Regions from separate parts of the Homo sapiens genome. Here region 2 is linked to region 1. The links are chromatin contacts, found by Hi-C or POLR2A ChIA-PET in ENCODE. All regions are on one chromosome and are shown on one strand. The core of a region is the stretch at or near the end of the contact, and the rest is flanking DNA. Distances in the headings are between cores, read along the strand shown. Region 1 holds the start of POLR2H (RNA polymerase II, I and III subunit H). Region 2 has its middle 75 kb from the start of EPHB3.

Region 1 (5,922 bases), core at 2,665-5,164:
TCATGGCTCACTGCAGCCTCAACCTCCCTGGCTCAGGCAATCCTCCCACCTCAGCCTCCCAGGCAGCTGGGACTACAGGCACATGACACCATGCCCAGCCTTTTTTTTTTTTCTCTCTTCTTTTTTGTAGCAGTGAGGTTTCGCTATGTTGCTCAGGCTGGTCTTGAACTCCTGGACTCAAGCAATCCTCCTGCCTCGGCCTCCCAAAGTGCTTGGGTTACAGGTGTGAGCCACGGTGCCTGGCCTGTTTGAATTCTTAAGTGCAGAAATTTCCTTAAGGTTACTCAGATTCTGCTGATCATCATTTATTCCAGGAATTTTAGAAGAGTCTTTCTATATCACTTATCTACTTAGTCCTCAAGGCATATTTCAAGTATTACCTTCTCCACTCCCTCACCTGGAAGGCCTATCATCAGTGGGGTTGTATTCACCATCATCCAGGGTACCATCTTCATACAAGGTACTAGCTATGACCAACCGAAACTTGTCACCTGAAAATAACAGCAATATCAGAGAGTAAAGAATAGCAGAAGCAGCAAAAAGTCTCTTATTATTGTCTGTATTCAATACTTACCCAAGTCTACAGGGTAAATTTGAATGTTTACATCTAAGATTAGATCCATCTTGAAAGATTCACTCTCACAATGCAGTCGAGACACTGGGGAGAAGCAGGAAAAGAGTGACAGAGGTATTGCCAAGGCAGATCCTACAGTGTGGGATTGTATGCAACAGGATACTCAATCTAACCCAGTCTACATCCAGTGGTCTCTCATCTGCTCTCATAGAAATTCAGGCTCAATCAGAACCAGATATGCAAGAAGGAAAAGGGGAGAAAAACTGTGGCAAGCGAACGTAATCCCCAGAAAACAACCAAAGATACTCCAGCAGCAAAGCCTGCCTGGATGACTGAGAACCTGACTCTGGGCAAGTTATTCAATCATCCAAAGGTTTTCTCTTTCTATGCTAGGCACTGTGCTGAGGGGAGTGACCAAGATGTATAAGAACTGGTATCCGTCTTGAAAAACATCTTAGTCTCCAGGCAAAGAAAGAGACATCAAAGAGAAAATTATTGATAGATGACAAAATAAAGAGGTGTAGGCCGGTGCAGTGGCTCATGCCTGTAATCCCGACATTTTGGGAGGCCGAGGCAGGTGGATCATTTGAGATCAGGAGTTTGAGACCAGCCTGGCCAACACGGTGAAACCCTGTCTCTACTAAAAATACAAAATTAGCCAGGCGTGGTGGCGCATGCCTGTAATCCCAGCTACTTGGGAGGTTGAGGCAGAGAATCGCTTGAACCCGGGAGACGGAGGTTGTGGTGAGCTAAAATCGTGCCACTACACTCCAGCCTGGGCAACAGAGAAAGGCTGCGTCTCAAAAAAAAAAAGGTATATACCAAGCAGCTAACTCTAACTCAAAGAAGACTTCACAAAGCGCTAAAGATTCTGAGGGCAATACAAGAATATAGGCTCTGAAGTCAGATTACTCGCTGTGAAGCCTTGGGTGGTTTACTCAACCTCTCAGAGAAAAATGGGAAAGGCACCACCCACCTCATGAGGACTGTCATTTTTTTGAGACGGAGTCTCGCTCTGCCGCCCAGGCTGGCGTGCAGTGGCGCGATCTTGGCTCACTGCAACCTCCGCCTCCCAGGTTCAGGCAATTCTCCTGCCTTAGCCTCCCAAGTAGCTGGGATTACAGGCGCCCGCCACCACGCCAGGCTAATTTTTGTATTTTTGGTAGAGACGGGGTTTCACCATGTTGGCCAGGCTGGTCTCACAAGACAGTGTCTAGCACAGAGCAGGTAGCGATTATAAATATGCCTAGGAGTTTGCCAGCACCATGACAAAAGGCCACCCAGGCACCGGGCACGGCATGCGTGAAGCCAGAGAGAGCTCGGGAGTCTCCGTTTTCTCATCCATAAAATGTTTACTGAGGGAGGTCCCTACACCAGGACCTGCTGGTAGGGGCAGGCCACAAGAGCTGGGTGGACACGGGGCCCAGGGGCATGTCCGCGAGGTTAGCCTCTTCCTCCAAACCGCCCCTACATACCTTACTTACCTCGGTCAAACTTCTTGCCCTCCGGGTCAATATCCTTCACATCGAAAATATCCTCAAACAGGATGCCCGCCATCGCGAGGGGGCCACGAGAGCAGCAGAAGGGGTGAGAGCGCGACCACAGTTGGGAGTACGTGCACCCCCTAGCGTGGACAAGACCGGAGAGAACCAAAAGCACCTCCTGAAAGCGCGGCGGCCAGACGAGAGTGGCGCATGCGCACAAACAAGCGGTAACGCGACCACTTCCGCCACAGCCTCCCGCTCGGGGCTACTTAACTTCCGTCCCGAAAGATTGCTTCCGAGAGGCTTCGGCATTGAGGGCGGGTCTCATGTCCAGGTGGCTCTGCCCAGGGCGGGGAAGCAATAGGCTGTAGAGCGGGTTCTCGCGCTCCGCTGGGGCCCTACTGCGCCCTCTTCAGAGGCCGGGTTCCGAAGACTGGAATGCGTGGGGGCCTAACCCAGGCAGGGACCTTGATCCTTGGCCCAGAGAAGCCGGGCCCTAGCCCTACCCCGCCGGTCCGCGTGCCCGCCGAGGGCACAGTCCGCGCCGAGGGCAGGTGGAGCAGAACCCCGCCCCAGAGGTGCCCAGCCCCTCCAGCCGGCACCGAGGACCCCGGGGCCGGCCTGGGCCGGCTCGGCCCTGCTGGACGTAACCCGAGCCGGATCCGTCCAGTTTGGGAATTTGCCATGACGTCGCTATGGAGAAGAGGAAAGCCTGCATTGTCCCCTCCTCTCGTACTGCACCCTCCCACCACTGCCCTCCCTCTTCCCCCCAGGCCCTGCTCTCTTCCCCTACACCGCCCCTTCAGCCGGGCTCCCGCCACCCCCCTCCCCCGGGCATTACCCCTCCAGCTTAGTGCTGCGCGTTCCCCCTCCACTGCCTTCTCCTGGACACGGATCCCCTCCGTGCCCCTTCAGCCTGGCACTGCCCTGTCCCTTGGATACCAGCTCTTCCCTCACACTGGCCCTTCCTCCTGAGTGCTGGCTTCTATCACAAGGCCCCCCCTTCCCGGGCACTGCTCCCGCCCCCTGAGCCCCGCCTCTGCCTCCCAAATGCCCCTTACTCCTGGTGCTGGCTCTCCCGCACACTTGTGCGTTTCCTGGGCGCTGCCCTCGCTCCTCTCACACTATCTCTACGCTGCCCATCCACCCTGCGCGCGCTCCGCCCTCTGTTCTATCCTTCCCCAGCCCCTGATAGAGAACCCAGAACACCAGCAGGCAGTTCCCCCAAAGCGGAGGGATGGAAGCAGCGACTTGGGTTCCTCCTTGGGCCCAGCCAGGGAGAAGCGACCCACGCCCGCGTCCCAGGAGTAGACTTCCCGGCACCTGGAGCTCCCTTCCCTCCGGCCTACCCCTTCCGGTGCCCTCCCCAACCTCCACCCCCGCACACCCCGCAGGCCCGGTTGCTCCAAGTGCACCTACCCACGGGAGCCCCGAGAAAAGGAAGGATGAGGAAGACGGCCCCAACCCTCTCCGAATCCTTCCAGCTTTGCTTTTCACCCCTGACGGGGCAGAGGGGCCTTCCCAGGCCTGTCTGGGCCGCTCGTCTCTTCGGAGGGGCAGAGGGGAGGCGGCTCCTAACGGGCTGACCCGGAGGAGTCCGATGTAGACAGCTCCGCAGCCCCCAGCCCCAACCCCTACGGAGCTCAGGCGTCTGCAGCCCCTCCTGCCTGGGCACGGGGAACCGCGAACCCGGGCCGGCCCCTCCACGTGCCAGTAGACCCGCCCCTCCCGGGCGCCCCTCTCCGACCCGGGCATCCGCAGGGAGCCGGCGCGGGCTTGCGCCTTCCCAGCGCCCCTTGCCGCCTCTCGGGAGGCCCCGCGCGGACCCCAGCCTGGCTGGGCCGTCCCCTCCGGATGGGCCGGCGGGCGGAGCAGCGCAGAGGGCACCGCCCTCGGCCCGCCCGCCGGGGAGGGGACGCGAGCGGGAGGCTGCGCCAGCGGCGCCCGCCGGGGGCCCGCCGCACTCTGCTCTCGGCCTCCCGGGCTGCGGGGACGGGACGGCTGCCGGCGCGGACTTTGCGGGCCGGGAGCCGAGTCCAGGACAGAGCCGGAACCGCCGAGGGAGGCGAGAGGGCAGTGCGCGGAGATGGCGGCCGCGGCGGCGGAGGAAGGGATGGAGCCACGGGCGCTGCAGTACGAGCAGACCCTGGTAAGTGAAGCTGAGCTGAGCCCCAGGAGTGCGCTCCGGGACCCCTGCTCCAGGTTACCCTGGGAAGCGCGAGGACCAGGGGCCTACCCTAATCCTGTCCTAGCATTTTGAGCTGGGGAAACTGAGGCTTGGAAGTCTGAGGCTGCAGGGCCGAAGGGATGGAAAACTGCATGCTGGTTTCTGGCTGAGGCTGAGGGCCTGCAGAGGACAAGGACACCAGGTACTTGTCTCAGGTGTCCTTCCCCTCACCCCACAACATGCACGTTTTCTTTGCACCTCCCCTTCACCACCTGGGCCCAAGTCTCAGCACCCCACTGCCCCTTCCGCGGCACCATTCACACCATTGAACTTTCTCTACGCCACTATCTCCACCACCCAAGACATTCTCTGTGTCCCTGCCATGTGCATGGCACCATGCTAAGCATAGAATCGAGTGTGTAGAAAGATGGTCAGCCCCAGACCCTACCTCTGGAGGCTCCACACCCAGCGTTGGCTCCAGGAGCCCCTCAGTTGACTCTGGAAAAAGGTGGCTTGCCACTCTGGGGGACAGGAGCTTTAGGGAGGGTGGGTGAAGCAGGAATGGGTGTGGGAATTGGGACCTTTGTCTATGCTGATGCGGGGTATCCAGCCCCCACCCACCCCAGGGTGTGTCCCCTGACCTCATTAGAAGCAGGGGTCCTGGGCTCTGAGCTGACTTATCGCCCCCATTGTTACTTGGTGTTTGAGAAGCCACGTGACCCTCCTCATGTCACTGGGGTGGAAGACCCAAGCCCTAGGGAAAGGAAGGGGCCCGTGGTTCCTTTTTACCAGCTTGGGCTGGAATTTGCCCAGGAAGGTGGCAGGGAGGGAACGTCTTGGAGAGGAGAGGCTATAAGTCTGGGAGGTGCCCAGTTAGGAGAAAGTAGCTGGATGAATCAGGATGTCAGGGAGAGGTGGGAGTAGAGCAAGGGTAGAGGGGCCAACCCTTGGGATGGGGTAGGAGACACTTGCCAATCTGCCCAGACCAGGATAGGAGCATGGTCAAGGAAGCCAGGCACCTGGCCTCTGAAATGGTGCCTCTTAACACCAGCCACCTCTCCATCTCCGTCCCTTCCAGCTGTCTCTGGAATGAGCTCTCAGGGTCGAGCTCTGTCCCGGGCACTCTGTGCTCCAGCCTGCTCCCGCCCCCCTTCACCATCCTATCCCTTTGTCTTTCTCTCCCACTCTCACCTCCCTCCTCCTACACCGTGCTTGCCTCTTAATACTCTCCATTCTCTTCCTCCTCCGTACTTCTTCCTCTCTCATCCCCTTCTTTCTCTTCTCCATCCCTTCGCCTTCCCTCTCTTTTCTCTTCTACTTTCTCCTCTCTAGTTCCCTCTCTTCTCTTTGCTTTCCCTTTCCTATCTCTCACCCTCTCTCTGTCTCTATCTTTCCCTCCCTCCCTCCCCCCCATCCCAGCCCCAACAGGAGCCCTTTGTGTCCCGAAGCTCTGCGGGTGGCAGCCAGAATCTACTCCTCCCCGCCCCCCAACACACGCCCAGCTTGGCAGGTCTAGCCATGGTTCAGGCGACTCTCCCGTCCCATCACCCCAGCATCCACAGTCACAGCCCAGCCATCCTCAGCCTCCGCTGTCCCCCAACCCACCGCTGGGCTCAGTGCAGCTCCAGAATGGGGCTGAGGCCACCAAGCCCTCTCCACCCACCCTAAGTGAGAGGCTTTCCACTCCCAGCTGGGCT
Region 2 (5,922 bases), core at 1,694-4,193, 280 kb before region 1:
TTTCCATAAAACCTGGTCTCCACTCGCAGAGATTCTCCAATTCTCCCGTTCTGTCTCACTCGTTCGAGCACCGGTGCTGCAGTGCCGGCTTTGGACAAGGCCTTCCGCCAGCGCATCTGCTCCTTCCTGGCTCTACTTTCTCCTCTCTTGACCTGCCTGTGATTGGCCACATCATTCATTTTCCCGACACCCTTGATTCCCACACCCCCTCACCCTGCCTTTCCCAGCCCTGGAGGACTCCAGTCATCTGCTTTGTCCATTGCAATTCCCAGGCTACTAGAAGGCATAGGAAAACCACTCAACCGTGCAAACTAGTGCCACTCCAGATTTATGGTCCCTGACTTCAGCCTGGCCCTTCAGCTCCTGGGCTGCTGGTGATCAGCTCCTGTTCTGAAACTTACCACCCTTTCAGGCTTCCGGCCTGTCCCCTCCGTCATGTGTAATTGACAGAGAAAATAGAGATTCTCAGAACTCCCTCAACTACCCTCTCCTCCTCTTCTTTGCTAACCACAGACCCAACCCCACCTCTTCCCAAGACCTAGTTTTCACTCACAGACCACCCAGCCCTGGTGCAACTTGCTCCTCCCTTAGCTGCTGCAGCACCACCCTCTCTTCTGGACCTTCTCTTATTTTCCATCATCCCTTCCCTCTCTCTCCCCTGCTTCTCCTCTGTCCACTGCCTCTATGTTGTGGTTCCTAGAGCTCCAATTCTTGTCTTGCCCTGCTCCTGCACCCCTGATATTCTCATCTAAACCCATGGCTTCTTGCTCTAGTAATTCTGATATCTGTGGCTCATGTCCAAGCTCCACATCCTGGTGAACTTGGATGTTCACCTGTGTATCCCTAGGCACCACCAAAGCAGCATGTCCCCAACTAGTCCTCTTAGCTCTTGCCTCAAACCTCCACCTCCGCAGTCTCTGGATGTTGAGTTAGAGCATCACCTTCCACCCAGCCGGCCAGCCAGAGACCTGGGAGTTGCCTCAGCTCCGTCCTGACCCCTCCCAACACCCCACACAACATCCTATGTATTCTGTCTCAGACATGGTTCCCAAATGCACCCTCTCTCTTCCGCCACACTGCTATGTTTCTTTCCTGCTGCATCATCTTTTGCAATAACCTCTAGTTGCTCCTTGCTTCTGACTATCTCTCACTTTTGTATTTAAGCCAAATTTCCTTCGATGGCCCACAGAGGCCTTCACATTCCAACACATCCAACCTCTCTCTGCTCACCTTCCCTGCCTCTCTCCCTGCCAGCCCCTAATCCAGCTGCCTCCTGGACAAGCTAGAACTGCTCTTAACCCCATGATCATCCATCTGCTGAACCCTCTGGATGGGATAACCTCTCTCCCGCTTCCTTGACTGGGAAACTATTCTTCCTCCAAGATCCACCTTCCCAGACACCCCAGCCCCTCAGGCAGAATTAACTGTGCTCTTCATTCTGTTTCTCTGTACTCAGTTTATCCAATCTACAGCTGTTGGATATTCACTGGTTCCAGTCTGGGGCCTTCATGAATAATGCCTGCCACGAACATTCTTGTACACGATTCACCTCTGGAGTACACATGTCTGAATTGACTGCTTAGATGCTGACCGGCTGCTTCTGAAGAGATATTTGAGAACTCCTGGTCCAGATCTTCACCAGCCCTTCGTTTTATCAGACTTTTACATTTTTGCTAATCTGGAGGGTATGTAGTAGAATCTTCTTGGGATTTTAATTTGCATTTCTTTGATTCCTGATAAGGTCACACACCTCATATATTTATAGCCATTTGGATTTTTCCATATTTATGCATTTGATCCAGTTTTTCCATTGAGTTGCCAATCTTCATACTCATTTGTGGGAGTTCTTTACACATTCTGGAGCTGAGCCCTTTGTCAGTTGCATGTGTTGCAAAACCTTTTCCTGCTCTGTGGCTTCCCTTTTACTCTCTTCATGTTGTCTTCTGAAGAACACAGCTTCTTCATTTTAATGCACCCACATTTGTCAATCTTTTTCTTTATGGTTAGTGTTATTTTTGTGTGTTGTTTAAGAAATCTTTCCCTACCCTGAGGTCACGGAGATTTTTTTTACATTGTCTTATAAAGGCTTTCTTGTTTTGCTTTTCAGATTTAGGTCCTTGCTCCACCTGCAACCCCACGGCACTTGGTACTTATTTCTGTAGCACTGCTAACTCCATCTGTTTATATGTCTGCCTCCTCCACTAAACAAAGACCTCCTTTAGGGCAAACTACAAATCTGTGTTTTAAATCTTTGTATTCAGAGGTCCTAACACAGTGCCCGGCACACAGTAGGCACTTTATCAATGCCCTTGAGTGCCTGGATTGCAGAACCGAGGTACAGCTGCTTCCAAACAGGAAGGCCCTCTCTTCTCAGGAGTCCCACTTTTGCTGACTCTTGCCCTCCCATCAAAAAGCACATGTGTATACTGAGTTCATGTGTGCTGAATGTATGGCACAAGTGTGTACTGAGTGCCTACTGTGTGTGGGTGCTGGGCACAGTTTTAGTGATGCAGAGCCAAAGATGGCGAAGTCTCAGCCTGTACAGTACTCATCACCTGGCACCTGCTTTCCTGACGCAGTTCAGAAACCCCCACACTGATCTGGAAAGCAGAGAGTCCTGGGTGCAAATCCCAGCTCTGCCTCCTGTCATCTGCACCACTCTGGGCAAGTCAATTCAGTATACTGGGTTTCAGCTTTCTACTTTGTCAAAAGGGAAAACAACAGATAACTTTGTGGGTTGTGGTGAGGACAGAGTGGAAGAATAAACATGAAATGCCAAGCGGGTGCTGGAGGCATGGTAAATGTCTAAAGATTGTTGAGTTGAGTAAATGATGGAATGGATGAGTCAGTGAATGAACTGGTTGGGAGGGGGGATGGGCAAGGAGAGCTAGAATTGGGAGGGGCAGTAGGCAGGAGGCAGGGGCTGCTGGGTTCTCCTGCAGGCCTTCCTTGTCATAGTAACTGCTGTCAGCAAATGTTTCCCAGACAGGAATCCCCTTCAGGGCTCCCTTCCCCAACCCACTGCATTTGTTGACTCAAAACCTCCCCACTGCCAATTTAGCCTGCAGTAAGGAAGCGGGGTGGGGAGGGGGAGAGAGGTGTAGGAGGGAGTAAAGCTGTGCAGAAAGGGGTCTTTGTCTGAGCACTGTGTGGCATTTCAGATTTCGGTGGAGGGGTTTTTGTTGCTTTTTTTTTTTTAACCTCCTAAAGAGTTGAGTGGGCTGCACTTGCAATAAGAGGTATCAGAATGAGACAGCAGGGAGGACTTCCAGTGGGCTCTCTGTATTGGACGGTGGAACAATGGAATGGACTGCCAAGGGCCTGGGGAGTCTCTCTGAGGCTTAGACACAGATGCAGGTGCGCTGTTCCCATGGAGGAACTCTGAGGGTCTCAGCCCTGTGCTCCCTCCACAGCTCCTCTCCTTGCTGAGGTGAGAGGTTCCATGTCCAGGAAGCTGTTTTTTTTTGTGTTTTTTTGTTTGTTTGTTTTTTGTTTTAAGGAACAGGGTCTCACTATGTTATCCAAGCTAGTCGTGAATTCCCGGGCTCAAGCGATCAGCCTCCTGAGCAGCTGGGACTACAGGCATGTGCCACGACACCCAGCTCCCAAGAAGCTGTTCTGAACCCAGTAGCCACTGGGCCATCCTGCTGCAAAGCTTAACTGGGGCCTCTTGCCACGTGCTGTTCTCTGGTTCCAGCTCCCTCTCCTGGGGCTCCTGTTGGGGCAGCCCTGGATCCTGGAGGGTTCACAGCTGGACCCAGGCTTTCCCCTGACCCCGCAGAGCCCTTCCACGCAGCCCTACTTCAGGCCTGCCCCATCAGCCTGCCCACCACCCCTGACTCACGTCAAGGAGAGGAGCCGACAGGCCCAGCCTCCCGCCACCCAACCCCAGGCCCTGAGCGTCAGGCCTGTGCCTTCTCCTCCCCGACACCCTCCCTCCACCTTTAGGTGGCTTCGTGCCTCCTCCACGCATGTGCGTGCCTGTGTTTATGGGCTTCTCTCGGGCTGCCCTGTGCCCTCATGTCTGTCTGTGTCTGTGTTTCTGTCCCTGCCTCTCTCTCCCCACGCTGCCTCACTCCTTTCTGTCCTCTCTGTCTGCCTTCCTTTTTGTCTTCTGGTCTGTGTGTCTCTCTCGGACCCTGTCTTTCTTTCCATCAGTCTGTTTCTTTGTGCGTGTCTCTAAGTCACTCTGTCTCTCAGTCTGTCTCTGAATCTGTCTGTCTCTCTTTCAGCGTATGTGTCTCTGTGCCCCCCTCTCCTCTTCTCTGTCTCTGTCCCTGTTGCCGTGTCTCTCTCTGTCCCTCTCACTCAGCGTCCCTGCCATGTCTCTCATGCTCTGGCTCTCCCTCTGAGCCTCTTTCTTCTGGGCACTCAGCAGGCCAGTGTCAGAGTCAGATCCTGGCCAGCCGCCAGACCACTTGCCCCGGTGGCCCGCACCTCTGGCATCACCTCTGGGAGCAGGTTTCCTCACAGCTGCCAGGCGAGAGCAGGCCTTGTGGCCCCCAGTCCTGCCCTGAGAGTGGAGTCCCAGGGGCCTACAACCTGCCTTCACTCAGCGCCTGCTAAGGGCTCCTTTCTTCCCGTCCCCTCCTCCTCCCTCTTCCCGACTTAAATTCAATGCCCTGCAGCCCCAGTCCCCAAAGTCGCTGAGTCCTGGCTGTGAGCCCAGTACCACTCAGAGCTCCACAGGGGCATGGCTGCAGGAACTCCACCCTGACACCCTCAGGAGCTCCCAGGCCAGCTGGGGTGGCCCCACACCCGCACGTAGAAAACAATGTGGACAGCACAGGGCAAAAGAGTCAGGGCCCAGTGTGGCCACAGACTGAAAATCCCAAAGGAAGGGAGACACGAGTCAACATCAGGGAGGTTAGATTCAAGCTGGACAGGACTGTGTCAAATGGAGATGGCCAGAGAGGACATACGCATGACAGGACCCTGCCTGGCACAGGCGTCGAGGATGGACTCATTAAGGGACCCTGAGCTGAAGGGTAGTGGTTTCAGGGCTGGAATTAAAGTTTGTACACACCCTTGAGAGTAAAAAGATTAAAAACGATTCTCATGGAGGTATGTGTGGGGAGGCAGAAGTTTTCAGAAGTGAAGATGATATCTAAATTGGATTCCAAATCCACTCAAGGTGAAGGAGAGGGAAAAGCTATTTCAGGCTAAAGAGCCAGCAGAGAGGAAGGGAAGGGCTCAGAGAGAGTGGTGGGAGGGACATGGGACAGAACGGGGGCCCTGGTGCGGCACCCCAGGGCTCTAGACTCTATCTGCAGCTGCCAGGGGAGCGTTTTGAGAAGGAGAGTGACACTATACGCTTTTATTTATTTTGGCTTTTTAATAAGTTACTGGCAGCTGTCTGGAGAAGGGATGGGCAGGAAGGGAGACTGAGGGTGGGAAGAGCAGCTAGCAGCTCCTGCAATAGTCCTGGCAAGAGCCGAAGAGGGGCCTGCTGGGGCTGGGTTCATGGGAGTGGGGACAAGAGGACACCTTCAGAGCACCTTCTGAGGCAGACCAGAAAGGGTGGGGCAAGGAAGAAGTGGGGGTTGTCTGAAGCTTCCGACTTCGGGACACCAGGGAGAAGGAGAGGTTTGGAGAAAAAGACCAAGCACCTTGGGGTTGAGATGTCCACGGGACTTCCTGGGGTGGAACTCCCTCCTTTCCACTCAGGGCAGCTGGACATAAGATATGGAGGCCTACAAGTGGCCCGGGTGGCAGAGAGAGGTCTAGGAGTTGGTGGTTCCTGAGGCCAAACAGAGGCTGAGCTTGGGGCCGGGCGAGGTGGCTCACACCTGTAATCCCAGCACTTTGGGAGGCCGAGGCGGGCGGATCACCTGAGGTCAGGAGTTTGAGACCAGTCTGGCCAACATGGTGAAAACCCGTCTCTACTAAAAATACAAAAATTAGCCAGGGGTGGTGGCGGGA

Evidence for each region. A loop is a pair of places that touch in the nucleus more often than their neighbours do. ChIA-PET counts read pairs that join two places held with the same protein, here RNA polymerase II (POLR2A). Pooled maps may share reads with other maps.
Region 2: a loop to region 1 is called in a pooled map, with 9 times the contacts of the local background. The contact joins the enhancer-like site here to the promoter of POLR2H in region 1. A Hi-C loop is called at or near these places in 4 of 50 pooled maps. POLR2A ChIA-PET finds 5 or more read pairs at or near these places in 2 of 52 experiments (A673 and AG04450).

What each region holds. Positions count from the first base shown.
Region 1 is chr3:184,359,702-184,365,623 of GRCh38, reverse strand. POLR2H (RNA polymerase II, I and III subunit H) reads right to left here and starts at 3,914. Exons shown (of 6, transcript NM_006232.5): 1 at 3,478-3,914; 2 at 2,059-2,751; 3 at 575-658; 4 at 398-491. The coding sequence starts at 2,131. It overlaps CLCN2 (chloride voltage-gated channel 2), which reads left to right and starts at 4,019. Exons shown (of 24, transcript NM_004366.6): 1 at 4,019-4,207. The coding sequence starts at 4,145. It overlaps LOC124906311 (a long non-coding RNA gene), which reads right to left and starts at 5,297. Exons shown (of 3, transcript XR_007096193.1): 1 at 4,867-5,297; 2 at 4,674-4,760; 3 at 4,313-4,405. RefSeq lists enhancers at 1,475-1,544, 1,905-2,024, 5,362-5,873, 5,874-5,922 and silencers at 2,245-2,424, 2,485-2,754, 2,825-3,094, 3,655-4,244.
Region 2 is chr3:184,633,922-184,639,843 of GRCh38, reverse strand. No RefSeq gene overlaps it. Among named protein-coding and RNA genes, the nearest start is that of EPHB3, 75 kb to the right of the region's middle. Within about 2 kb of position 2,943, at least 4 of the 41 ENCODE cell types and tissues checked have a DNase peak (open chromatin) inside an H3K27ac peak, as active enhancers do.